Linked DNA regions of Mus musculus: all the other regions are linked to region 1. The links are chromatin loops, found by intact Hi-C in ENCODE. Cell type or tissue: left cerebral cortex. All regions are shown on one strand.

What was found. Peaks named below come from ENCODE experiments on the same cell type or tissue, not always from the same donor. Only the 100,000 strongest peaks of a DNase experiment are listed, where the experiment ranks them.
Region 2: a loop joins it to region 1, with 8 times the contacts of the local background. A loop is called at or near these places in 30 of 42 quality-filtered maps.
Region 3: a loop joins it to region 1, with 2.2 times the contacts of the local background. A loop is called at or near these places in 4 of 42 quality-filtered maps.
Region 4: it touches region 1 in a loop (12-fold over the local background); 15 of 42 quality-filtered maps call a loop at or near these places.
Region 5: it touches region 1 in a loop (4-fold over the local background); 2 of 42 quality-filtered maps call a loop at or near these places.
Region 6: a loop joins it to region 1, with 10 times the contacts of the local background. A loop is called at or near these places in 41 of 42 quality-filtered maps.
Region 7: it touches region 1 in a loop (8-fold over the local background); 9 of 42 quality-filtered maps call a loop at or near these places.

The regions. Positions count from the first base shown.
Region 1 is chr13:84,346,521-84,350,520 of GRCm38, reverse strand. Gm41011 (a long non-coding RNA gene) reads right to left here. Exons shown (of 2, transcript XR_873707.3): 1 at 1,622-4,000. Among named protein-coding and RNA genes, the nearest start is that of Gm41011, 4.6 kb to the right of the region's middle. In left cerebral cortex, a CTCF peak has its summit at 2,484; DNase peaks (open chromatin) are centred at 1,451, 2,367, 2,942, 3,205 and 2 more places; H3K4me3 peaks cover 3,531 bases; H3K27ac peaks cover 4,000 bases.
Region 2 is chr13:83,713,504-83,717,503 of GRCm38, reverse strand. It overlaps Gm52046 (a long non-coding RNA gene), which reads left to right. Exons shown (of 2, transcript XR_003950632.1): 1 at 1-726; 2 at 1,378-2,572. Among named protein-coding and RNA genes, the nearest start is that of C130071C03Rik, 5.9 kb to the left of the region's middle. In left cerebral cortex, a CTCF peak has its summit at 2,333 (motif pointing left); a DNase peak (open chromatin) is centred at 2,312; H3K4me3 peaks cover 3,406 bases; H3K27ac peaks cover 3,894 bases.
Region 3 is chr13:83,867,044-83,871,043 of GRCm38, reverse strand. No RefSeq gene overlaps it. Among named protein-coding and RNA genes, the nearest start is that of Gm52045, 14 kb to the left of the region's middle. In left cerebral cortex, no CTCF peak of the experiment used is centred here; DNase peaks (open chromatin) are centred at 1,909 and 3,046.
Region 4 is chr13:83,737,452-83,741,451 of GRCm38, reverse strand. C130071C03Rik (RIKEN cDNA C130071C03 gene) reads right to left here. Exons shown (of 4, transcript NR_152245.1): 4 at 144-3,282. Mir9-2 (microRNA 9-2) reads right to left here and starts at 2,638; the gene lies at 2,567-2,638. It overlaps Gm51268 (predicted gene, 51268), which reads left to right and starts at 2,576; the gene lies at 2,576-2,631. In left cerebral cortex, no CTCF peak of the experiment used is centred here; DNase peaks (open chromatin) are centred at 1,544 and 1,797; H3K4me3 peaks cover 4,000 bases; H3K27ac peaks cover 4,000 bases.
Region 5 is chr13:84,563,749-84,567,748 of GRCm38, reverse strand. No RefSeq gene overlaps it. Among named protein-coding and RNA genes, the nearest start is that of Gm34246, 110 kb to the left of the region's middle. In left cerebral cortex, no CTCF peak of the experiment used is centred here; DNase peaks (open chromatin) are centred at 1,430 and 1,708.
Region 6 is chr13:83,723,667-83,727,666 of GRCm38, reverse strand. The region is part of intron 1 of C130071C03Rik (RIKEN cDNA C130071C03 gene); the gene reads right to left. Among named protein-coding and RNA genes, the nearest start is that of Gm52046, 4.0 kb to the right of the region's middle. In left cerebral cortex, a CTCF peak has its summit at 2,499 (motif pointing left); a DNase peak (open chromatin) is centred at 2,487; H3K4me3 peaks cover 4,000 bases; H3K27ac peaks cover 4,000 bases.
Region 7 is chr13:84,756,345-84,760,344 of GRCm38, reverse strand. All of the region lies in intron 2 of Gm34196 (a long non-coding RNA gene), which reads left to right. Among named protein-coding and RNA genes, the nearest start is that of Gm34246, 83 kb to the right of the region's middle. In left cerebral cortex, a CTCF peak has its summit at 1,615 (motif pointing right); DNase peaks (open chromatin) are centred at 1,625, 2,233, 3,248, 3,580 and 1 more place; H3K4me3 peaks cover 1,933 bases; H3K27ac peaks cover 4,000 bases.

The DNA of each region.
Region 1 (4,000 bases):
TCTGCTCAACTCCGTGCAAAAGCCCGGGAACCTGTGTGATTTCTTATACGTTTCACCATTATACTGTATTTAATACCAGTTTATCAACGGAGCATCTGGGCAGAAATATCTGAACACATTTATCACATATAGCATTGTAATTATTTACAAGAAATCTACATTACACATGGGGAGGGGGGAGACAATCCCTAAAATTAAGAAAGTATGTATCCTCTGGGGTGCTGAAATTGGTGAGATATCTCAGTGGGTAATGCTATAGGAAAGGCACCTGATGAAAAAAAGCAATGCTACAGGACTCCATTTCTATGACATTCGGGGGGAAAAGGTGAAGTGTGGTGATGGAGTCAAGGTCAAAGGTCTCTCAGTCTCAAGGGTAAGAGAAGAAGCAACCATAAAGACAGTAAAGGAATTGGGGAGCTGTTGTTTCCTGCTTCCAGGACTGTGAATCCATAAAGCTTACAGAATTCAGCACCCTTAAAGAGCGGCTTTCACTGTATGTAGATTGAAATTTTAATTCAAGACTATAAAAGCTTCTCATGGGCTACACTTTTCTTTCCCCCATTCAGGAAAATTGTCTTCTGAGTATTCTGATTCCTTCTGCTTATCATATTCAAGATTTTAAATTTAGCATCAGCGCCAGCTTTTCCATAAAGCCTTCCCATGAGTATGTTTCCTCATATTCTAGCTCTTTAAAAGGAATAAGCATTACTCAGAGCTCGAATCTTTATGACTAAAACATGTCCTCTCCTTCCTCCAGTTTCCACACCCATTCCCTGACACGATTTTATGCCTCCTATCATGCAACTTCTGTGTTTTTGTAGTCTGTTACAGTGTTATGTTAATAGACATTAACATTGCATTAATATCACATTCTCTTGTGATTTGCTTTTTCATCCAACACTGCCTTCAAGATCGTCCATTCACTCTTAATTGCTGCCCTGTTTCACTATAGGAATGTACCAACTCGCCGCCGGTTCACTGCAGTCTAAGAGCTCTCTGAACTGTTTCCTGTTGGGCTGGGAAGCACCACCTACATATTTCCCTCCAGCTAGAGCAGGAGCAGCTCAAGGGCAGAAACCGTTCTGAGCTGCTTGCTGTTTCTTTTCCTAATTTCCGTGGCACCTGGGAACTGCCAGCCACGTGAAGCGCTTTGCCTGGAAGATATTGCTCTGTTCTCGGCACACAAAACGCCCTCGATTCAAAAAAAAAAAAAAAAAAAAAAGTGTTCGGTAAATAATCTTAGCAAAGTGCGTGTTTAAATTTGCTAAGCCCTCACTTGTCCACCGAGTAAGATTTAAGGGGAACCTGCTGCAATTTCCTCTAGAAAGTCCTGAAGGTATTTCAGGGCAGAAGTAGATCTATAAAACAAGGTCACGCCACAGTTCCGGTTCCTCCTAAGAGGATCTCCAAGCACTCTAAAAGCGCGGTTTTCGCGACGGTATTTTCCCCAACTTTTAAAGGAATCCAGGTCAGTTCAGTGCGTTATTCAAAACTTGAAAATGTTTAGGGCGGCTTGGAAGAGCCTTGGTCACAGTCTGCGTATGCATAATACTAGCAAATTCGCCTTCTCACAGAATTATTTTTCCTTTCCGTAGGTCCCAGGTCATGTTTCCGTACCTACCATTTAACTTCCCACCTCAAGCAGGTCCAGCGCCACTGGTCGTACTGCTAGCCGCACTTCCCAACCTTCCTGCTCCTAAGAAGATATAACACCCTTTGATCTCCTCTCCAGTGCTTTGTGGCTTAAGGAACCTTGATGTGCAAGACAAATATGCTCTGTAACTGTGCGCACGCGGAACCATCTATCATCACCCTGCCTTTAAACATGACCGGTACTTTGTGTGTTTCAGAGAAATTAATCTGCTGTTTAGTGGAAGAAAACCAAGGCAAAACCATCTTCCTGCATGCACCGTCTTCTTGCAGACTCAACAGCATTTTCAGTGTCTCGGGCTCCCGCTCCGTAAACCACAAACTTGACCTTCGAGCGGATTTCAAAAGCAGAGGTTTCCTCCCTCTCCCTCTCTGGCTCCTATGGAGCGCCTGGGCATACTTGTGGGTAGCAGCTGCATGTACCAGAGCTGGGAACTATACGTCGAGGAGACTTGGAGATACTAGTGGGCGGCAGGGTGGGGGCTGGGGAGCGAGGCAAAGATGGGCGGGAGGAGAGGGAGAGAGGATGGGGTGGAGGGGGAGGATAGATCTGTCTGCATATGCATGAAGCACCCAGCACTGCCCTCTTCCCAAGCAGCTGCTGTGTGGGAGGCGGAGGAGGAAGGGGGAAGGGAAGGACTAAGATGGGCGGGGCGGCAGAAACTGCCTTTAAACTGGACCTCGGTTTGGAGGGCGAAAGAGGTGATTTGCATGGCGTCCGGTGATTGGCTGAGGTCCGAGGGCTGGGTCTGAGAGGCGGCCTCTGAATGGTTTAAGGAGAAAATCTCTGAATTCTGATTTCTAAAGTCGGGACCGCCGGGTAGATGCAGTATGCAATCAGGACGCAAGGAGGCGCGATGTCCTATCTTTGTTCTGCTTAAAAGGTCTTTTTCCGTCCTCCTTCAGCCGTCCCCGCCCCCACCCCCACGCGCAGACTCACGCAGAAAGTGCAGAGAAACCCTGTGATCCAGTCAACTGGCACTGCCCCGTCTATTAAGAAAGATGAACGCTCCTTTCTCTTCCATCTCCTTCATGGGAGACCACTTTTCATTTCAGATTATCACATCAATAAATATTCTTCGAGGAACAAAAAAGGCACTTTGCCAAAAGATAAAAGAATATATGTGAAATGTGTGGACTGTAGAGAAAGGCACTACACGAAGGCAAAAGAATAGAAGCACATATGTAAATAACGCACATAATCACATCAAGAACACAAAACACAAGGGCAGATACAGACAGGGCACCCGGAGAGAACGTGGGCTGCTCCCAAGGTCCTCAGAGTCTGCATGCTTCCCACACGCAGAGGCACACACCCGCTGATGAGCCAATGATCTTCCCCAACACACAAGCACACACACATAACACACACCTCAGAAAAGGCATTCACGCGAATTCACACGCAGTGAAAATTTTGCAGAGGAAATACTAGAGCAGAATTAAATGGTTTATCCCCTCCCCCTCCAAAATATACTCAAGCAAAATGATTCTACTTGCATATTACTAATACACGCAGGGCACTGAAAGGAGGAAAATGGCTCCAGTTGGGGCACACAGTGGAGAATACGTGTGTACAATGCATACACAGACACACGCGCGCGCGAGCATCTGTGGGCGGGACACACCCACAGCCTGTGTCCTCTGCCCATGGGCACAGGCAGAGGACAGATTCCATCAGCAGCGCTCAGTACAATTGTCGGAAGAAGAAACCCACCCTATTCGGCAACTATGAAACATGTCAGAGTGCCAAGGGTTTCTAAGACCCAGATCAATACATTCTTGTTACAAAAGTGGTCAAAAAAATAATTGATGCATCTTAGATAATTGAGTGCTGTAGCATATTCGCTCAAACAATACTTCGAAATGACTTCAGCCTGAAGATAGCTTTCTAAACTGAAAAAAAAAAAAAAATCCCTAAGAAATTAGATGTTCATTTGCTTTCTCTTGTTTTTTTATTATTATTATTTTTAAATAATAGTATGAATGCTAGTAGAGACAGCATTTTTCTCTTCCTCCAAAAGAGGGGAACTGATTTTGTTTTGTGAACCCAGGAGCTTTCCAGTTGGTTTCCCAGTGAAAAAGGTGGCAGGAGGGTCCTCTGCTTACCCTCCCAGCCAGACAGCACCACAAAAGGCATTATTACACATCCCAAATTGCAAGGGCTGTCTATATATTTACGAATCTGTTCAAATATTTAACCTCTTAACTTGCTAAATACCCCCTCTTCTTCCTTTCTCCTCTGCGCTCTCCCTCTCCCCCCTGTCTGTCTTCTCTCCAGTCCTTTCTTTTTTCTCTTTCTCTTTCTAAAAAGGAAAGGCATAGAAAGCCCCTTTCTGGAGTTCTTGGAGTG
Region 2 (4,000 bases), 630 kb after region 1:
GAACAGGTTCTGACTGGGTGGGCTCTTGCATTTAAATTTAGAGACTAGCCTCTGCACAAATTATCAAAGTTATCATTACTCTTAAAAAAGGGGGCTCCCTGACACTTTGCATGATATAGATAGATAGATTATATATATATACACACATATATATGTGTGTATATCATATATATACACACATGTATGTATATATCACACATATGCATATGTATATATAATTTAATTTTGTATCTCTATACTCACATTCATGTTCATGAGGCGAGGGGATCAGTAAGCAAACAAATGCATCAGGATAGAACTCCCACAGCTTATGACAAGGAGGGCAGCCCCACCCCCACATTTGCCTATCCTGCTTGGAATCCAGGGCACCTGCAAGGAAGGTCCTCAGGTGAGCCGCCAAGGAGGAGATGACAGGCTCTCTGGCAGCTTCCCAGGGCACTTTGAGCTTGGCCGCCATTTCACTTGTTCTTTTCCTTCAAATCACACCTGCTGCCACAAATCCGGGACACCTGACACCAGATGTAGTCAAAGGGAAAAGAAAAAATAAAGCCTCGCCCTCCCTAATTCCCTTTGGTAGGAGCCCAGGTCACCAAATCCATTACATAATTCCAGCTCTGGCTGACACCTGTGCCAGGACTGGAGCGGGGTCGGGTTGCAACGCCTGTGCTGGGACTCTGTCTTGGCCACAAGGTTGCCAAAAGCAAGTCGTGGCAGACCAAGTTTGGGGTATGTATTCTCTTTTATGACTTAGGTTGGGCTGGCTCCTGAGGGGATGTTTCAAGGATCCTCCCATACCTCAGTTTAGGGTTATGAAATACAAAATGATGTTTCAAACCCTCGGAATTCACTCGGGCGGTGTCCGAAGTCCTTCGGTGTTCTAGTTTCTGCGAACTTCCCGATCTCCCCCTCCCACCTCAAGAAAAGTGGATTTTTTATTTGCTGCGGGGGGGGGGCACTTCTCCCGCATACCCTAATCTGCGTTCTTTTACCCCCTACCCCACCCCGCTTCCATACTATCGATGTGCACTTTGTTGGTGCTCATGGCCTAGCGCATACATGTAGTTAGAGGTCCGACTGGGGTCCCCCTTTCCCCTGAAGGCGGACAATGCTTCATTAAGTATCTGCCATTATTAGTCCAAGAGAAGCCTTTATTCCGACCACAAATACGCATCGTTTTTCCGCCCGTGCCTGAAAAGTTTGTGGGAAAGGAGGTCGAATGCCCAGGTCTTCAGGGGACCAGATAACGAAAGTCCAGTTCCTAAGCTACTAGGAAGTTCACAGTCCGCCTCCCCGTGCCTACTAACTTTCAGCGCAAAAGATCTCAAGTGAGGCAAATCTTTAGATCAGAATAAAATTTTCCAATATTTTCCCCCGAAGGAAATTAAGAATACTTGCAGTGATCCACCACAGAACACCGCGTCAAAGGAGCTTATTACGGCGATTTACGGTTTACGACCAAGTTGGACAGTTATGTTGGAATACACTCAGGCTTCATTTTGCACAGTTCTTAAGAATTTCGTTGAGGCCTGAAGCCAAGGCTCAGTATACCCAGTTCATAGGAGGAAATCTTTTGGGGACCTTGGTTGAAAATAATATAAAATTAAAGCTAGATTCCAGATATTCTGAGGATCTCAAAAAGTAAAAATGCGCATGCAGCAAGAGTCAGAGAACTTCCCAGGACACGTCAGGCCATCTCATGTACACAGGGTCGATTCGTGGTGTGCATCCCTCATCATTACCCGCTTCTTTGCTGTTCTGTATCAAAGGACACGAGAAACACTGTCGCGTATACCCTTTTCTTCTAGCAATTTCAATGACCTCTGGGAATGTCACTGTACTCTACGCCCTTTAATAAATAATCTGCCAGTACATTCGTGTGCGCCTAGAACAGTGTAGACCAGCGACCTTCTTGTATAGCGACACGGGCTGGTGAAATTCTCTTTAAGGACCAGGATGCTGGCGGGGCCAGAAAGCACTCTGCCCAGCCTGGGAGAGCTAAGAAGTAAACCAGCCCCACAGAACCTGCGTTCTCAAAGAAAGCTTTCTTCACAGCAGTTTTGCAAGCCCCACCCAATAAAAGTTAAAGCACTATACCTTGCCCCGTGTTACTCTGCCGCCTGTTTCCCAGTTTGGACATGCTGGAAGTGTTGGATTTGGGGAGGTTTGCTTTGGCTGGGTGTGTAAGTTGTCTATATAAGCTCTGCTGCGAGTACTGTACAGAGGAACCCGCCTTGATGGACTCGGGTGTTAATTAACGGGAAGCTAATTTGAGCTCCAGGAGCTGGAGGCAGCGGGTCGAGAGGCGAGCCGCGAGGGGCCAGTGACCTCTAGTGGACAAAAGAGGATATGCAGCGCGAGTGAGTAGGTGCGCCAGCCTGCAGGGAAGAGAGAAGGGAGCTAGCTGCAGATCCGAATTTCTCCCAATCTAACGCCAGCGCCAGCGGGCCACACAAATGCACGATTTAAAGGGGCAAAGAGAAATCAGCAATAGATGTAAAATAAGGGCCTTACCTTTTCTGAAGCATCTAAAACAAGTGAATAACACACACACACACACACACACACACACAGAGAGAGAGAGAGAGAGAGAGAGAGAGAGAGAGAGAGAGAGAGAGAGAGAGAAAGAGAGCGCTTCACCATTCTTTAAGGCAAACGACAGAATGTATGCAGAAAGGGTTTGGAAAGTATTTAAAACTTTACTTTCTGAACATAGAGGAAATTTTAAAGCTTCTGTGAGACAAAGTGGTCAGATCATGAATAGAGTTCACCACACCTGTTCTTGCTTTTAGAAAATGTTCCAGCTTAACTGGATCTAACATGCAAAAGACGCTTTTTTTTTTCTTTCTAACTTCGTATTCCCCGATCAAGCAAGGCTGGACAAGATGGGAGCAACTGAAGCACAAAGCCTCTTGGCTTAAAAATAATTTACACAATGGCTTCTCCCTCCAGCCACATTTTATCAGTTAGTTAATTAGTGTTCTTAGTTATTTTGAAAAAGATTGTTAAAAGCAAACCATAAACCTTGATAATTTAGGCTGAATTCTTGTAAAAAACAAACAAGAAAAGCAAACGAACTTTTCATTTTGGCTTTCCCATTCTTCAGAATGCATCAGAGCTCTGGAGGTGGCTTTGCACCCTGCATCCCATCTCAGATCTCAAAGGCCCCCAGTCAGACTGATGTTCTGACCTCTCTCATGTCCTGCGTTTGAGCCCCCTCCCCACTTATGCTCCAGTTTTCCTTCCTTGGGCATTCTTCATAATCCCTAAGCCAAAGTATGAATTGGTGGTATTCTAAGGCACTAGGAGCCTAGTGAGTCCTGTGGGTAACCAGGTCTATGATCAATTGGGCAAGGACACCATGGTGTGCGGCGTTTCCTCTTCCAAGAAGATGATACATGTTCACTGACTAAGACGGTGTGGAACACAATCATCTTGCTGCGTTCGAATTTACCTCCAGAATATTGTTTGGAGTCCTGTCTGGGAACAACCTTGAGTGGGGGTATCTTTGGTGGAGAGTACAGAGTTTGGTCGCTGGTCGCTGGAGAAGGAAGAGAAACCGGCAGCTGAGGCTGGACAGCATTGCTTTTTTCTCGGAACTTCTCTTTGCTTTCATTGAGTTGCATAGGCCAAAGGAGCGGAAGGTCGGCCGGGCAAGGTTGTTGCTGTTCGGAGCACCTCTTAAGAAAAAGAGTGGGGGAAGGGCCGAATTTGAGAGATTAGGCGCTCCCACATCCGATGGACCGGAGCTCCAGCGAAAGTCCAGAGTATAGCCTACCCTAGGGGCTGGGTGTGTCACATCCTAGTGAGGGCAAAACTGAGAAAGGCGGGATAAAGATGAGCCCACAGACACAGAATATTTTAAAGAGCTGTATTTCTTTGCGGACCAAAGAAGACAGATTGAAAGCTGTTGAAGCGAAACATCGCGTGAAAGTCCCACCGTTAAATCTATGTCACAACAAAACATAGTGTTAACAGATTAAATTGAATTGTTAAAAAAAAT
Region 3 (4,000 bases), 480 kb after region 1:
ATAAACAAATCTTCTGGTATAGTAAACCCAAAACATAACAATGTTGTTAAAAGATTCACCTTTGTAGTGGGATGTTTTCTAAAGTGCCACTTTCAGCAAACACAGTTTCTTTCGATATACATGTATAACACAAACTAAAGAATTGATGCAATCATCCAAATAATTCAAGGGTAAAATACATGTGCTTCAACTATTTATTGCAAGGAAAAGTGAAGGATTTAGCATGAACTGTACAAAGGACTGTCTTGATTTTCTTCACTTTTCATGTGCAGACCTAGTTTACAATAATATTTGTCAACATTTGAAACTTATACATATATAATGCTGAAGTATCTCTCCACAGAAGATGACCACCACTCTTCTCATAGCAATGATTTATACTCTTTGGTTGTACTCATGTTTAGTTGAGTTAGACTCTGTGTGTGTGTGTGTGTGTGTGTGTGTGTGTGTGTGTGTGTGTGTGTGTGTGTTGTGTGTGTGTGTGTGTGTGTGTGTGCGCGCGCGTGTGTGTACATGTGTATGTGTGCAAATTAAATTGAGGTAAAACTAAATAGACTCATCATGTTCATTTATTAACTGCTTGGTTAATAAATAGATTCATATAAATGATACATTAAGTTTCAGAAAAGAGGTTCTTTAATATAGCCTTTCTAAAATTTTATTAATAAATATTTCTGAATATAGCCATAAATTAATTTGTATACATTTACATTTATAGTGAAATAGAAAAACTTTTGAGAGATGTTCTATATTGTACACATTTAAGACTGTTTTACAGTTAGTAAAACATCCATAAAGAAATCAAATATCAGAATTCATTTTCAAAAGTTTCATTGACACAATAAAAATTCAAATATGTGTCAGATTTTACACTGTTTCTTCCATGTTCCACATAGATGACATTTGAATTATTCTACCTTTTGTTTATTAAATGTACAAAGTATATTTTCAACCCATTTGAAAACTCTCTTCTGTTTATTAACACATGAGGACTCTTAGCTCTCTCCTGGGTTTACATAATTTCAACTTGCAGTCTTTACTTTAGCCACATAGAAAAGCATTCCAGAAAGAAGAAAGCAGCTGGTCATGTTTCTTCATCCTGGTACTGTGTCAGAACATGTTTTGTTCAATACTAGAAATTAAATCTTGATTCAGTTAAAATATCACTAGCAAGTTGGACTATAAGTGTTTTACTGGACAAACAGTGTCTAAATATTAAAAGACATCCAAATATTGTTTAAATCTATTTAGCCATGAAAATGAACTTTATGGGTTATATATTTAGCAGATGGGCTCATGTGAAACATTCATTTGTAATTTTCTTGTTTTGTAAAACATTATGCAATTGAAGCTTACAGTATGACCAAAATTCACTCTATCCCCATAGAAACACATGGAACAGAAACAGAATTAAGCATCTCAGAGTATTTTACTTCCCCAATGTTGTTTTAATTCGTTCAGAAAAATCAAATGTCTGTCTTTAAATTTATTTATGAAAACTCAACTTCCAGAGTCAAATGAATACATTTTATATAAACACTGAGCGAGGCCTTGATAGATACTTTCCTTTGGAAATGCTAAGGAGCAAAATATAATAATTTGGTGGCAAACATCTGTCTGTTAATCATATAAGATAAATTCATAAGAAATACAGGAAAGATATTTATTTACTGTTACTGCTAAGCCAGTCTTTATTTATCTTGGAAGATTTTTCATCTATGAGTGGAAAACAAACTTTCCTTCAAGAGGTCTGTGAACCGAATAATAAATGTCAGGTCTAAATCCTGTATGAAAATCAGTCCGGTTTAATCCTGGATATTCCTCAGCATGCAAATGAAGACTAGAGGTTTCCCTGGGCCCGCTGTCATACAGGCAGCCAATTTACAGACCCTGGCACAGTGTATGTGTTATGGGCTCAGCTGCCCCTCCCCCTAGCCTAAGACTTGGTCTCAGCTGCCTGCCTTTCACAGAAAACCACAAACCAAGGAAACATATCAGTAATAGCGCCCTGTAAATTAACTTGACATTTGATGCAGAAAAAACCCTAAAAGCTTACAAAAGACATTGAAAACAAAAGCCACTCAGGACTCACACTACATATATTGTGGATTTAAGAGATCTGGAAGGTGGTTATTCTATTGTAACCAACATATACAGCCTTCTTCTTCTTTGTTAAGACAATTCAGTCATTCTTTGTTACAAGCAGACTATCCGTCAAACAAGAAAACAATGTTTTCCACAAAAACTACTTAGAAGTCCAACTAGTATTATAATCATTATTCAATCAGTGACTGAATTTACATTAAAAATTAAAGTTACGCATTCCTACTGTTTAATAAGAAGATAAAATGTGGGTATATGTTTCCTCAAGAAATAGGACATATTAATGCTTCTAACATGTAAATAATGTAAGACTCATTGCAAAATGGTGTGAATATTACTGAATATGGGATATTTACAAATATTGTGTGTCTTAAAATTGTACCATTCAAGGGATTTCATTCTCCTCATGCTTCAAAAACTCCAAATGCTTTCTATAACAAATATAGATATATGCATATACAGAGATATATAGATACATACACATAAACACACATATGCATATATATGTATATATATGTGTGTGTGTGTATATGTGTGTGTGTGTGTGTGTGTGTGTGTGTGTGTGTGTGTGTGTGTGTGTGGTTCAAAGGAGGACTGTTGATAAAATATTAAATGGTTCTTTGACATCAGCTGTGGCATGAGGCTAGAGCAAGGCACAGAACACATTTAAGCCATTAGACATGCAGGAATGTTACCATTATTATGCAGTATTGTGTCTGGCTATGCCTGCCTCTCTCTCTCTCTCTCTCTCTCTCTCTCTCTCTCTCTCTCTCTCTCTCTCTCTCTCTCTCTCTCTCTCCTCCCCCCAATCTCTGTCTCTTTCTCTCTCCTTACCTCCCTCCCTCTTTTTTTTCTTATACCCTCCTCCCAACCTTCTACGACTTTCTCTGTACTCTCCCTCCCTCAGCAGGGCTTGCTATACTGAACATTACAAATTCTGGTCTTAGAGTCTACAAGTACAGAACCACACTAGTGAAAATGCGTAATCTTAGCATCTGTGCTTTTTGATATTCATGGATTTATTTACAAGTCCCTGTGTTCCACTCTTTTCGCCCTTTCTACGGCTTATATTACTGTCATGCCTATATTCTTGTGGGAATTTCAAATAAGAATCAAGATATACTTGGCAAATGTTCTATAATGTTGTGTGCATCTCCATAATTTAGTTGTTTCTTAAACAGGAAAAAATTTAAAAAGGTTTATGGATTTATGGATATATGAAGAGTATTTTGATTGTTTTTTTAATACTTTAACTGCTCAAGGTTTGGCTTGTAACAATGGATGTAATAAAATAAATTTATGTACATATATATGCTTGTGTATATGTAAATACACCTAAAATAAAAAATTTCATAAACCTGGGTCAAATTTACTAATTAAGCTCACTATATTCACATTTGGTAGCATTTAAGATATTTCACAGAAAGGTTCAAAGGTAAAAGTTCAGCATTTTATCCCTCGTCTAGATATAACACTTAAATATTTACAAAGCAAGGAGTAGTCAAGCTCCTGTTACCCTAGCCCTCAGCATACAGACCAGACACATCCCTGCATGCAGCTCATTTAACAGAAGCCCTCTAGAGCACATTACAAGTGCAAGAAGATTTGTTTTCTTTTCTGTTTGATATGAAGAAAATGATTTTGAATAATTTAATTAGCACCATAGCCAGAAATTTCACTTAATTTACAATAATCTTCCTCTAGTAGATATACTCCTCTAACATAAAAGAATTTCACCTTGAAATTATCAATGCATTTGTTTTTTTAGAGATTAATATTCACTACTATAATATAAAATTGAAATCATAGAAGTCCATGTGTATGCTTTACTGTTTATAGCTCCAATTTAATTACTATATGTTAAGCTACCTGGACAGTGAAATGAATTTATGGATAT
Region 4 (4,000 bases), 610 kb after region 1:
ATTAGACTCATGCTTAGATATGGTACCTCCTTCAACACACACAAATAAAACAAAATGTCAGAAGTTTGATGTGTAATAGAAAAAAAGAAAATCTGGGACATGTTGCAGCAGGAGCAGTGGGACAGCAAAAAGTAAAATGAAAATAACATTGAAATGTATTTTTATTGATCGATAAGTTATGTAACATTAGTATGATACAAAGCAAGTTGGATATGACAATGGCAAACACATAATTTTAATATTGTTTATTTTCCTTAGATGTTATAGTTAACATATTTACATAAACGACCCAAGATGTAGGCAAAAACTTCAGTAATGTGACTCCATTGAGAGCTTTGAGTAAACAATAGGTTTCCCCAGCAAACATCTTATTGCCTTAATTGAACCTCCTTGAGAAAGAAAAGCACACACTTTGTAATGTAAATGTTAATTGTAGTAGACAATGGTTCTAGGTAAATAGCACCCCTGGACATGAAGCAAATGAAAGGAATACAGGCACTTAACAATGAAAGCTTGTTTGCACAAACAGTGCTTCCAAGGTAAATAAGCAAGGGTCTTCTCGACTGCCTCTACAGCAGTCAAACTTTGGCACGTGTACAGCGGCCAAACTGAGAAGTTGTGTTATTAAAGTCTCTTGGCTTTTCTAAATGAAACTACCAGTGGCTTTACAGGTTTCTCTGGTGTCAATCTTACAAGAAGTTGAAGCTATAAAGAAAAATGTACTGTCCCTGAAGAAAACTTATGCATTTGGGAGTGTCAGTAATTTAGGCCATATGAAAGAAAAGAAGCAATTTTGGAATTTTTTTTCTCATTGCAATGCTTGTATTTATGTGCAAATGCCTATACAAATGTTTGCCTGATAAAATGTAACAGGATGCAAGGAACTTCAAAAAAGGACTACAGTGGTTTCTCCAAAGCCTCAAAGTTTATGCTGGGACTAGTGACTTTTAGATGAAGAGGGAAGAGGAGGAAGAAAAGGAAGAGGAGGGGGAAAAGGGAAAAAAAAAGCTCATCCGCTAGGACAATTCTAAAACAAAACAAGTTCTCTAACATATTGTGATTGTAATCAACTTTCTACAGACTGATGACTTTATAGCTTTATTTCCAGAATGTAGATTAGCATAAGTAGGCCAAGTTCCTGTGTGTCACACAAGGAAGTAAACAACCCGATGAAGTAAGTCATAATAATGAATGCTATGAGACATGACTTTAAAATATAACACAGCCAAAACAAAAGCCAAAGGTGGTCACAAGGCCCTAACCACATACTGAGGACTTCTCTGAGAAGGGCATGCAGTTCTGGGGCACTCTTGGCACCCTTTCCACTTGTTTTCCTTAAATGGTGAAAATTTCAACCAAAGGAGAAATCCAAATTTAATCATGGCCAGATTAAACAGAGGTTTAAAAATGAACAGAGACAGTACATAGCAGCTACCAACCAGTTGGTGTTGCCATTTGGGAGGCTGCAGATGGCTGTGGGTGGGAAATGCCTTTACTTTCTTAAGCGATGGAGATGAGTATGGTGTGTGTGTGCTTGATGTTTTTTTCATACCCCTACCCCCCAACAGGGCTGTCTGTCATAGGCTGCCGGCCAGGCTTTACCACTTGCCCCCGAGCGTGGGAATCGGAGCGTCCTGCCGTTCACATCTCCTGCTTTCCGTTTAGCGGAATCAATTAGGCAAGACAGACCCTCAGATTCCCCACCCCCTTTCCATTTTTGTCAGGTCTATATACGTCCTAATTATTTCAGTTTGGGATGCCAGAGCTGTTTCCTGGATAGACCTGATCATCCTTAAACAAAAAGAGAGGAGGCGCACACGTGGGTTGTGGCGTAAATGTCACTTTCATTTCCAATGCTAGGCGCAGAGTAAGACAGAACATTTTTTTAACACTTTGACAAGAGGGGAGGCGATCTCGTCTCCATCATGTCTTTCTGCTTCAGTAGCTTCCTCAAGGAAACCCTCTTGGAACAGAGAAGCATCTGTCCTTGTATTTTGAATAGAAGAATAAAAATCAGCCTTTGCCCCCACCCCTTTTCCCTGCTAGCTCTAAGTCTTCGGTAGATATAAATTATTAACCTTCCAGTATAAGCTTTACTGAAAGTCTAACTTCACAGAATTTGATGTACACACCCAAATACATAGAAAGTTTCCAGGCACAAGCTTCAAACTTGGGGGAGGGGCCTCAGATAGGAACAGCCCAAATCTACATAATTATGAAATCATTTTTAAGCGAGGTACCAGACATCACTATAACAGCTTTCTAAGAAAAAAAAAGAAAAAAAAAACCTCATATGTAAACGTTTGCTTCAAAATGAACAATATAGAAAATACATGCATCGTCACCCGTAAAAAACACTACACAATTCTCCTCTCCAGTTGTACAAGCCCCTCAAAGCCTGGCCCCTTTAGATTTCAATATGCGTGTCACTTAATTTTCTTGCATCCCACTTTCAATCATAAGATAAAAAAAGTTAGATTCAATAAGCATTCCTGACCTTTCTGGTTTTTACTGTCTCTTGGTTGCAGTCTTTCTTTCCGGAACGTTCCTCGGTGACCTTGAAGGAGTTTTTACTTTCGGTTATCTAGCTTTATGAAGACCAATACACTCATACAGCTAGATAACCAAAGATAACAACTCGCTTCCCTCACAAGGCTGCCTTCCTCTGGCTGAACTCCAGATCTCGATCCTCTTTGGCTTTAGGGAAGCGTAGTCCTCCGGGGTACTTGCCGCGTTTAAGCTTCTCCTTTCATGTAAACATGACCTGGTTTCTGTCTTAGTGTGTGCGGCTAGAACATCCAAATGAGATCTGTTGCATTCAGAGTTTATTCCAAACTTTTCCCCTTCCAGCAAGTAATCTCCAGTATCGTTAGCCAACAATTCATCTATGAGTATCAGAAATTAAGACCAGAGACTAAGGTGCAGCAAGCTGTTGGGGGTGAGCAGCAGTGTCCTTCTCTTCACAGGCCTCTATTTGCATTGTAAATTGCTTCATTCTCACGGAAGATTCTTTAGCCTTCCTCTACTGAGATGTATAAAGCCATCGGCAGTTTCCAACGCTGGTTAAAGAGGAAGAAGGGGGAAATCCCATTCTATAGAAGTGACAGCTGATTCAAAGATCTGCTCCGGATCATTGGGTTAGGCATCATGATCTTTTTTACCAAGTGCAGGCAGCTTGATTGCACATATCTTGTATGTGAATGTTTTAAGGGAGATCCTCGATTTCTTAGGACTTCTAGGCGGGCAGAGCATGCCCTCTTGCTGGCGTACTGCTGCCCCGGTCTGAAAGAAGGAGAAAAGGGCCATCATTGGAGGGGCTTTCACCGCCAAATTGTGGACCAGCCCGGCAAGGTCAAAGGTTTGAGACTGCGGGAGACCAAGGTAATGATGATGTCATGAGAAATCTCAAGTACATGGTTATTGATATGCATCAGTGGTCACCCAACTGCCCCACGCCTGCTGCCAGGAGTAGCACAGGCGACGGCGGCGGCGACGGCGGCAGCGGTGGCGGCGACGGCAGCAGCAGCTTTGCAGCAGTCCCTATATTCTCAATCAACATTTCATCCACTAGCACTACGGACTGCTCCTTGAAAAGCAACCCGCGGCCTTTTACCTCCTTGGCGCTAGTGTAGATCGCTCTAATATCCAAAGAATGGAGAAAATCTCTCTCTAAGGATAGATAAAAGCATTTCAGGTCTGGGGAACTTCTTTGCCTGCATTTCTCTTCTGGCAGATTGCATAGGCAGGCAGATGGAAGGCACTTTACTATTGCTTAAAGCAGGGCCTCGCTTTCTGGGGCTGGGAATCAGCTCTGTTTTTACGCAGTGAGTCGATGGTTACAATGACAATTTGCTTTGGTGTTATGTTTTTAATGGCTTTACAGCTCAGTCATGTTTTCTATCTGTGTACCGTGGCGATAGGGCAGCATATTTGTTCTGTAAGTTCGAACTGCACGATCTAAACAGTGGGGCTTCTTTTTTAAAAATGCTTTGCATATAGA
Region 5 (4,000 bases), 220 kb before region 1:
TCCGCAGTGTGAAAACCCTCTGTTGACTTCAAAGCTCAAGTTACCACAAGCTCAAGTTTCAATAGAAATATTTTAGATTTTTATGGCTAATAATAATCAAAGTCAAAAGCTATTGACAATCAACTTTTAAAGTATTTTATTCAAATAACTTGGCCAATTTTTACAAGACTATTCAAGGTCTCTTAGAAATTCCTTTTCGAAGAACTTATCTATAGTTTTCTTTGCTTCTTTTATTAATCCATGTGATACATAATGTCTGTACTCTGAGTGAACTTAATGATATCACTGCCTATTCACATGCTTCGCAGACAAATTAGAAAAGCTAGAGAACAATTCTAAATTTACAATAAATTTATTAAAAATATTCTTGAAATCAATTGACCAATATTCATATGTCATTTTCAAAAGACAAACATAGAGACAAGACTGCATGATCACAACCTCAAGAAACTCCAAAGCAGTGACTATAAAAGGGGTGCACAAATGATGTACACAGAAGACAGGATAGGCTCTGCTTGAGAAATGACAGCAAAATTTCATGAAAGAAGAGGAAAATAATACATATTTCACCTGGAGGATAACTCGATTCGCGATTAGAGAAATTCTCTTCAGGATGAGTCTGGCAGTAGCTTATAAATTAAAGAGCTGGGTGGTTTATAATTATGACGCAGCATGACCCATTTATAGAAATTTCATTTCCTATAATATGGTTTAAACAGTAATATGATGAAAAATTTGTAGTGAAAGTACATGTGAATGCTTTCCTTACAAAAGATTTTTACTGCTGTCAGTTTTTGAATTAGTCACTATAATGGAATCATGGTCACTTCTTCAAAATGTAAAATGCATGTGCATATATATATATATATATATATATATATATATATATATGAGAAACAAAATAAGATCTCTTTGTTTTAGCTGGACACAATGTAAGTTCCCTGTAGAATTTTTGCAGGTGTGTTAACTCAACCATCAGGGCCCCTCAGGTTCATGCCGACCTCCAGGGAAGGACATAACTCCTAAAGAGCCTCCTTCCCAGGATACCATTCTTCGGAGTCTTAGTGGCCCCCTTTAAAGGACGAGGTCCCTCACCCTCACCCCTCTGCCCTCCCCAGTCTGAGTCTGGGCGCCATTAGCGCACTGGAGCAGTAATTTCACTAAATTGTACCTTACTGGCCCCCTATTACGAAAGGAAGTGTGAATACTGCCAAAGCCCTTTCGTAACTGGCAATGGAATCACAGGTCAGAAAACATCTTTAGCAAGCATAAATTATTAGGCTCACTATAAAAGAGAGCTGACAGATGAAACAGGCATTTCCATGAGTGAACAATACAGCTTCAATTCAAAGACTACTGATTGGGTGTTCAGCCTCCCAGCATAAACAGCTATTCAAATTTTAAACTGTAACCATCTGAATAAAGAGAAGGATTGCCACGGACACCTCGGGTTCTTCTGAGAGCTTCAACAAGGGATGCGATATAAATAAAATGTCAACCCATAGGTTGAGTATTTCTTCTTCCCAAGGGTAAATTCATAGCCAATGAAACAGAAGGCCAGTGTTTTAGATCATAGGCCACCCCAGAATCATGGAGAGCCGAATTCCTCTAATAGGTGCCCCAGAGCTTTGCTAGGAGATGGTCACTGAGCACATCAGCCTCCCTCTCCACCCACCCTGTCTGTCTGAGTCCTTCCCAGTCTTCCCTTTTGTAAGATGTTATCTGTATTCATGGGGCGAGGCTGGTGGGGATGAAGTCACAAATGTGTAATTATAAACCTCAGAACAATGCAACGCATTCTACTCATAAAAAAGTAGACATCGCCGGTTTCTTGTGGAGACACCACAAAGAAAGACTGCAGCCCGAAATAATGCAAAATCCAGCTAGAGAACAGCACTGTATCTGCTTTGGTGAAAGACTGAAAGCCTAGCGGTTTTAAGCCTCCTAGAATCTGTTGAGAAACTGATAAGAACCTAAGACCAGTCTTTGATTGTTTGTAAATCTCTGATTCACTTGCAGGCATTGGCTGTCTGAATAATGATGGGAGATGTGTATCTAGTACATGCTTAGAGTAAAAGCTTCTCTCTATCTCACAAATGGGGCACATTAGTTAATAGTTCAGATATTAAACACATAGACTTAAATTGAGACTCCTTGAATTTGGGAAGATTCAAACAGTAATTTTAAGTAAAAATAGCAGAGAGTTATCTATTGTTACCAGACTAAAGGACCTTGGGTCTGTGCCTTCTCAGAACTACATGCTAAGCACTCTACCCACAACCCTGTCCTTTAAGCACCAGACTGGGTCTCATATTCTACACAAAAGGAAACTATAAACACAGAACTTTTGCTTGTTAATGATAGGTTTGGAATTAATTTTCTAGTAATTGACACTGGAAAGCCTACCAACACTAATGATTCCCACCCCTATATCTCCAGATCTGTGGAGAGACAATTGTCTTTAATGAACAAAGTACACAAACAATTCATTTACACTGAAGATCTAGGCAGGAGTAGAATGCTTTCTTCTCATCTTGATATGTTTGTTTCATATAATTGTGAAAAATATTATACATGGAAAAGCTTGCTATTTGAAAAATCTGCCCTCAAAGATTTCTCTATATTGATTCATGTTACAAAAGCAAACAGGCCTCTCTGCTATGAAGTGCAGTTTTCTCACTTCCATGCCTCTGCAAGGATGTTGGTTACACTGATTTTATGTGCTAAGAATAAAATCAGCTGTGTATTAACAAGCAAAGAGTCCTGCTGCTGAGAACTACTGTGAAGTATGACACTAAAGGAGGGGGGATTTTAAGAAGGAGAAAACTGAATACATGTGCAATTAGACATGCCTTTGATGACCTCTGATCTCAGGCTGTGCTGTCTTCATTCAGTCTCCTTCCCATAACTACAGTTGAAGTACGAGTCTATATTAATTAAGGAGTGGCTCCAGGCCACCATTTAGAACTACTAGAGGGAAGTTATATATTTGAGTCCCTTGTTATTAAAAGCACTCAGGCAGCATTCATTAATAATACTACCTAAAATACAGCATGCAACTGGCCAGAATAACCTGAGTCTAATGCCAAGTTCAATCCAGTTATTGATATATGGTCATTTTGATGAGAAATTATCAAATCATTTTTGCAATGATTTCCTATGACTCAAATAGACAAAATTTTCTAATCCAATGATTTCTCTTTTAAATCTAAAAGCATGGAGAAAAATATGTTCATACCTTACTGTAGTAGAGTTTGCTGTATTAAAGTTCTTTGTGCTGCATATAGTCAAATAAATCAAATAAATACATGTTCTTATCTAGAAGATTTTTCAGGAAAAAAATTTATAGTATTATCCATTAATTATCTAAGCACTAATTTTTACAGACAAGGCAGTTATATGGTAAATTTTATACCAAAATGTAATTTTAACTACTTACTAAAATAACTTTAAATAATCTGCATTTTCCCTGGCCTAAAATATTTGTATCTAGTCTACATAGGGGCTTGTCCACGATGTTTCAAACTTCCATTGTACCTTGCCATAATGATGACCATCATTGGATTATAGATACTCAGTATTTTTCTTCTCTCGTTATCAGTAGTTCTTAACTCAGAGGAGACGAAATTCAGAGTGTAGCAGTATATACACATAATCCATGTTATTGGGAGGCTGAAGTAGGAGGATTACAATTTTGAGAACAGACTGAGATAAATGAGTAGACTCTAATCAAAATATTGCTTTACTTTGAAATTGAAAAGCACCTGCTCCAAGCCAGTATCACTTAAAGCTCTTTGTGTTAGCAAATGTTCTAGAGGTGGGAAGAATGGTCTAACATTGTTGTTGCTTTTTTTTAAGTTCCACCTTTAATGGGTGCTAGTTAGATAATGGTAGTTCCCCAGTACTTTGCTCTATTGTAAGCAAGACTACTCCTCTTTGTTGTTTCATGTAAAAAAAAAAATCACATTGAATAAATAAGTGACCTGCTTACTATTGCCAT
Region 6 (4,000 bases), 620 kb after region 1:
AGTAGCAAAGAATGTGGAACGTATTGCTGTATGAGCATGCATGTTTGTACAAATGCATGTGCACGCGCGCTGTGTGACAAGGGACAGAGAGAGGTACACCTCTTATCTCTGATCTCTCTGTAATCTTTTCTGTTTCTAATCTCCCTCATTGGAGTCACCATCGCTGTGGTGTGCACACTGTGGCTTACCCCGAGGGCCCGTGGCTTGGTGGTTTCCTGGCTCGATGAGTGCTGCGGTGGAGGGTGGGGAGCGCCGCTGCCGCCGCTGCCGCGGGTCCGGGTGCTCTGTCCCAGCACAGCAGCAGAGCGCGCGGTGTCAGAGCCCCCCTCCCTCCCGCCTTCAACCCCATCCTCCCCTCCCCTCCGCTCTGTGCCTCCCTCCACCCACCCCCATCCCCCGCCCCGCATTACCATATGGAGGCCGAGTCCCTGCGAATCACAGCAGCAGCGGGCGGTATTTGAATAAGCCCCGCAACCCTAGGCGGACCCCAATTCCTCCACCAGCAGCGTTCTCTGCACATAGGGCCACCGCGCTGGTCTATAACCTGGTAGCTACGGACACCTCCCTAAAGTCCCTAATGCGCGCAGGGAAGAGGGCCAGATTAAGGTGCTGGGCCTCCCCCTTGCTATTTTCGTATTAACTTCACTGATAAAAACAGACAATAAATTATACAAGAAAGGAGCGGGAGAGAGAAAACAGCGAGAAACAGAAGAAGCGAGGGAAAGTGGGAGAGGCGCTATAGAGGAAGGAAGGAAGACAGAAGCAAGAAAGCAGAAAATGAAAGAGTTGAGTGAAACGGAAATCGGATGAGATTGGTACAATATAAAAATATATGAATCTGAGCATCTCAAGCTAAAAATACCATCTCATTGAACTTCACAACCTCCAATTAGAAACGTGTCCGTCCTACCCCCAACCCCAGAGATGAATCTGCTGCTTCGATAAGAAATGATTTTTTTAGAATTGTGTAAAAGGCATAAGACTTTAAAGAAAGGAGCCGATTTTATGAAAGGGCAAATGCAAAGGGCATTTAATGAAAATATTTACGAACTCTTGCTAAATTTCAGGCTCTCAGTGACTACGCAGCCTCTTGCGCTGCGGGTCCTGAAATGGTAAGGCCTCAGTCTTGACACCAGAACAAAATTATTCAAACATACTTGGGACTAAGTGGAATTTTTTTTTCCTGTCTGCTAGTTTTATATTTGTTAGGGTTTTCCTCTCTACAAATGTTTTAGTTTTACACAAAACCACAGCAGTATGTCTTCTTCTTCTTTTCTTTTTAAATCACATAGCAACCTCTTGATTGAAGGCATTATCTTAGAGTCAAGTTAAATGGACAACTACTTCTATTTCCACACTACCTCTTGCGATTGCTCAAGACCGTGAATTTAGGGTGGCTCCTGCCCTCTTCCCTTGCCACCTTTTAACAGAGAAGTGAATTCCCTATGCAAAGAAATCCTGATATCAATAAAATCCCCAGACATCTACAGGATGCAACCAATGTAAGTGCGTGTCATGGAATCTTCAAGCCAAATGCCCCCCCCCCCCAGACACAAAAAGAACGCCTCTGATTAATAATCGCTTACGCCGCATACTGAGCCAAAGACAGGGGGCCGCAGGACGCCAGAGAAAGGAACAGAATTTTCAATATCCAGAATTTCAGTACAGATTCCAAAGATGAGGTAACCCTATCTAGTGAAGATTAATACTTAGTAAATAACGGTTTGGGGTGGACAGCGGGACGTCTAGTGTAGTTCAAGCTTTTCTCAGAGCAAAGGGAGGACAACGCAATCACCCGACATTCTGCATACAGCCCTGTAGGTAAGACCGTAGGTAACTCAAAGTCCAGGCCTAGCACGTTCTCTCTCTCTCTCTCTCTCTCTCTCTCTCTCTCTCTCTCTCTCTCTCTCTCTCTCTCTCTCTCTCTCCTTCCTCCTTCCCTCTCTCTTTCTTCCTCCTTCCCTCTCTCTTTCTCCCTCCCTCCCTCTCTCCCCCTTCCCTCCCTCGTTCTCTTCCTCCCTCTTTCCTTGTCTTTTGAGATAAGGATATTAAAACTCTTTTTGTGAGCGGTTCCCGCGAAGCTAGATTTTGAACCTTTTGTTTATTTTAATTTCAAAGTCGAAGTACAGCCGTGTGTGAATTCCTTAATTTAGGGTTTTTTTTTCCGGGGTGCTCCAGATAGCCCCGACGCCACCCTAGGCTTGGGGAGAGAAAGGAAGGAGCGGGTGAAGCGGGCTCCCCGCTTATTCCAGCAGGGCGGCCTTTGGGCCCCACCAATATTCCTCTCTCCTTTCTCTCTCCATAGGCCCACCAATGTTGCTGTGGTCGCAGCCAGGAGGACTTAGGTCAGGGGTTCTAGAAACAAAATAAGGGAATTGCCATATCCCCAGAGCTCAAAGACGTCTAGGAAATCACCCGGGCCAGAAAACTGAGTGGTGCTAGGGGCCAACGTCGGGCTCCAGGGTCCTGCCAGCAGGGAAACAGCGACACCTACTGGCCCTTGAGCACCTCGCTTGGGTCGTCGGGGCGGCCCTGGCCTGGGAGAACCTGCATTCTCTGGACTTGGGTGGCTTCAAGATCTTTATGTTCAAGACACTCTGGACTTCTATAGCCATTACTGAACAAAGAAAGAAAAAGCTATAGTTTCAAGATGGTCCTAGGGGAGCCGCAGAAGGGACCTGATAACACAGGCAATACACACAACCTCTATTCGAAGATCCTTTCTTCTGGAACCCTGGGGACCTGCAAATACTGTTGACCACAGCCAAAGCGAAATCCTAATTTACTTGAGTCTATATTACAGTCCTCTTCATCACCGTACCTATTTCAGCGCCAAACGAAGACTGCATCTTTACAAATGTCCGGCACCATAGGCCTGTCATTTGTTTAAGTCCTTTGGGATGCCATTTGCACCTTTATTGTACTGACTTCATCCAGAAATTGACAGCTTTTCTTTTCTTTAATTCCTCATGTTAGGACAAACTTAGAGAGAGGGTGATGTTTTTAACACACACACACAAACACACACCACAAAGCATCTATAACAATGTAGATATGTTAAAGAATATGCACTTTATATAACATATCTGAGTGCAATGTGTGTATTCTAGACTTTGTCTTATGAGTTTTTTTTTTTCCCCCATACACCAAATGGTCATTTTCTGAGTAGATGTGGTGCAGGTGGGCCGGGCACTGAGTGGAGGAGGGAGGGGACCCAGCAGCCCCTCCCACTCTCTATGTTTCCTTTTCATGGGCCAGGTTCTGAGCAGGCAGGGGCCTCTGAAACCTTACTGTGGTTCAGATAACTAACCTGTTCAAATGCTAGGGCAGATGCCTTCCTCGTAGAACACTGGAGCATTTGAAGCCTTTGAGGTTTCAATTTAAAATGTCACTTATTAACAAATCCCAGTTTTTAAAACAATGAATGCACCTGTTAATCTAAGGTCAGGATTTCCTATCGAATACCCTTAGCTGTAGAATAGTGAGTGGAACAACGGTCTAAAATATCTCACCCATGTGGGTAAGAAGCCTTGGTATAGCCAAATTATTGTCTCCATTTTGAATAATTGCAAAGGTTTGCTAATTACATTTTTCTTTAAATAAAACAGGAAGCTCTTAGTTTCCCTAAAAACAGATGATTAAAATATAGTTTTCTATGTTCTTTTTATTTATTTTTTTAAAAAAAATCTCCCAACTGTTCATGAAGTCTCAGCTCATTTTTATAAATGCAGTTTTTGTTCTAATTTTCTTGAAAGTGGATAGGAGTATGTTCTGTAACATATGCACTCAAACCTTGAGATAGACACTTAGCAATCTGTGTGGTGTGTGGTGTGTGAGTAAACTCACATTGCTAATACTGAATAAAACAGAGCTCTATTCCTTCTCAATGAGCCTTATATCTTGCTGAGTATTAAGGTTTCTTCTTGAAAAATGAAGCCTTCATAGGAGAGAGAAGGAGAGGGAAAAGACTGCAGAACAATTAGACTATACTGGGCAGACA
Region 7 (4,000 bases), 410 kb before region 1:
TTTGCTCTATAGTCTTTTAGAAGGTGAAAATCTAGATTTGGCATCTTTATGCATATTTGTACTATATACTATATTTGCTACATAGTTTGAAAATTAAATCTTAGTTTTGAGGTGAACATCTACTTTAAAATATATGCACCTTTGTTTAAGTTACAAAATGAAAATATGCACATTGATAGAGACTACAACTATGGCAAATGCATCAGAAAATGTTACATTTATGCTTTTAATTTCTGTCTATGATGGAATCATTGACATTGAATATTCCAGTGTATGTACGCCCACGTTTGCAAGACAAAAGTGAGGAAAAATAAGCAACAAAATTATTTTCTGCTGCAATATTACTTGAAATATTTGCAAGTACTTTGTTAGTTTATTAAATTCTTTTAAATAAATATCTGTTTTAATTTAAAGCCTGGACCAGCATTTGAGCACCACTCCACTTTGTATTTCTTACTGATCTCTAACCACTATAAAATCTGTATTGTTCTTATGTCATGAAGCCTTCGAAATATACTGTTTTATGAAAAAGAAAGAGAGAGATAGAGAGAGAGAGAGAGAGAAAGAAAGAAAGAAAGAAAGAAAGAAAGAAAGAAAGAAAGAAAGAAAGAAAGAAAGAGAGAAAGAAAGAAAAGGCTGAGGCTTTCCCGGATAAAAACACTAGTTGCTGACTGAAATCAAAGATTTATTTTACACAATTAGAAATCAGCTTTTTGTGTCCTTAAAAGGCAAATCCTTAGAAACAATAAAACTAATATAAAAATGTATGAATCAATGAGAAATAAAAGAATTCCTAAGCTTTAGAAATAAATCTCAACTAGAAAAGGAAACCAATTGTGCTACAGTATTTGAAAATGATTTATTAGGCAAAGTATAAAGAGCACACCTGGACATAGATGCATATAATGACATTTTAAAACTATTTTGCAAAATGGGAAAAATACTTTAGCTTTCAAAAAATTCAAAGTTCAATACTCTGAGGACTGCTTATAGGGCGGCCGACATCAGAAGAGAAGTCGAGAACATTTTAGGTACTGTGCCTTTCCAAGAAGGAGGAATGTAGTTATTACCGAGGAATTCAGTTATGTACCGTCTTGCTTCTTGACATTTTATATGAGTGGTGGGGAGATGGTTTATTTAAAAGAAAAGTCTCAAAATACCCAAACCAAGGTATGAAAGCAAGTGACGTTTTAATTCTTTCAGAAACTAATGATTAAAACATGCATCTGTGTTTCTTTTCTAAGTGTAATCTAACGGAAAGTAGACTGAAAACAAAAGGAAACTTGAAAAAGAATTGAGGAAAGAAAAAAGGAGGAAAAGAGAGGACCAGAAGAAACAAATTCCACTCAAATTAAAACGGTATCAAAAATTTAGCCAGGTTATTGAAGCTGATGAGATTTTTTTTGTGTCCTAAATTATTTATATGTTTTTTCAACCTCGTGTTTCTTTACTTTTCTTTCTTTTTTGGGTGGTGATGGTGGTGATGGTGGTGATGGTGGTGATGGTTGTGATGGTGGTGATGGTGGTGGTGGAGGTGGTGAGGATGGCTACTCCTCTTTACCAGTTGCTTGAGATCCCCGGGTCTCGGGGAGACTTCTCAGATGACCACTAGATGGCATGAAAGCACTGTATTGGACCTGCTCAGCCGTCCTGCACTGCGCGACATTGGGGGTTTATTCTTTTCAAGCTGGGAGCTCAGTGTTAATCATGTAAGATGCCTTTTCTTTGAGAAAGATCTTTTTGTGTCGCATGACACTTTCCAGGACACAAAGGGAGTATTCTGTCCTCCTTCCACACACACTTAGAAAATGTCGGATTAAATTTGGAATAATAAAAATCATGTCAGTGTTTGCTGGGGTTTCCTGAGAACTTTACTCTCTTCCCTTTGGGGGATAGTGTGCTATTTGTTATGCGGTCTACCTTAATAGGTGGACAGAGCAGTCCCTTCACCACTGTGCCTGCAACAACTGCAGACAAAGTTTGCACATTTGCAGTCATATTTCTTTTTCTTGATTTTTTTTTTTTTTCATCAAAATTTCTCTTGGTTTTTCTTCACTTATGCTGTTAGGGTCTGTCATTAAGGACTAATATGAAATGCTGGATTTCAAACAGCCGTGGCAAAGGAGACAATCCCCTTTAACACTTTCTACCAGCCAGGCAACGCATGTCTTTGTTCTTGCTTCGCAAATACGTTTAAAGTTTTTGCCTGGTCACTGGGCCGCTTTCGTCTTTCCCTCCACACTTGCAGTTGTAGTTTTATATGTGGAACATTTCCTGTTTCCCAAGATACATATCAAATATCTCTCCCTGTTCGTCCACAACAGGAACAATTACCATATCCCTTCAGATGTTATCACTATCTGCCTTCACAAAATGTCCATTGTAGACGATGTTTTGATCTTTGGATAAGTGCCTTAATTTAAAATAATGGCAAAAGGGTAAATTAGGCCTCCATGCTCAACAGCGCATGAATGACAAATCTGTTGTGGTTGGGGTATATTTTTGATATTCCTTTAAACGTCTCATAGCAGATTTACATGGGATCAAAAATGATACTGCGCATTGACAAACTGAAGTGCATAATTTATTTCATGTACTACTGATACTACTATATAACCTACACATTTAATTTTACTTCTAATGGCTTTACAATTTTGATAGATATGAAATCATGTCAGTTTAAAATCTCACAGATCTGAAGTTTGGGGGGGCTGTTTTCAGTATCCACCTTTGTAAAGCTTTTTATCCCGTGTATAGTATCTGAGAATAAGATAATTTGTTGGACATATTTTCTTAGCTTTGATTTTTATAAATTTATCAAAACTACAGATTCTAAGAAGACATCTATATAAAATATTTAGTAAAACAAAGATCCAATGATATAATCATAGCTCTTTAAAATGTAAATATGAGGGGAATCAAGGGGTCCCATGGTGGTAAAACTTTCTGCACAGGCAATGTTGTGTGCAGTATGCTCTCTGGGTGTCTCTAGTTTGAGAAAATTCCACTTCATTTGTGGTGTTAACGTACGGCACGGTTAATAAGTTATGTCTTCAATTTCTCTTATATTTGATTATATCACTTTTAGTTTGGATATAAACCCCAAGTTCTTAGGATTGTTTTAACATAGTGAGTTGCGACTGATCAATAGAAAATCAGAGACAAAAATCAGAAAACAGGACCCCTATACATCCAGAACTGAGATTCCCCTCTTAGGCTGTCAGTGTGATAGGCATACAAGACTGATACCATAGCACATTTTGCTTCTCACTATTGACCATCGAAGATGGTGATCAGCATGCGGTTGCTCTGCTTGGAAACAGACTGGGTGAGCTTTTACCTTGAGGAACTGCTCATTTGGTTCTATTTGAGCTCTTGCAGAAAAATACCTGCTTCTTACAGGTTTTGGGAGGGACATTGCTCCACAAGGGATCAAAATGATTTTAATGGAAACCTTTTTGAAAACATTTCAAAAAATGTTTAACTCTGACTGAGAATGAAGTGGATTCTCTGCCTAGCAAACTCTCTGGGCTCTTGGTTTGATCTCTGCCCTGTAAAGTAACCCTGCCCCCCAAAAGTTCTTTTCAACTTGTATGTAAATGAATTATTCTAACTATTCCACAAAGCAGAGACACTTCCGAGTGTTTGTGGTAGATGAGAGGTAGTTTCAATGACACAGAGTAATACTCTGGCTTATTCTTTTGGCATTCAAAAATGGATATAATTTGCGATATTATTTTATACAAAACAGCCAGAGATAAATATAGAAAAACATTTTGTAAGTGCATTTTTATCTAAATGCAGTAAAGTCCAAATTCAAATTTACTTGGAAGAACACTGAACAGAGTTAGCTATGCATCCTCAATTCCTTTTCTGTAGCACTAACAGGTGCTTGTATAAATACAATCTTAAAATCTATCTTCCAGGCTCTCCTTTGATTAATAGAAGTTAGCTTTTAAAATACGTTTTATTTTGCTTTCTGAAACATGCTTTATATTCG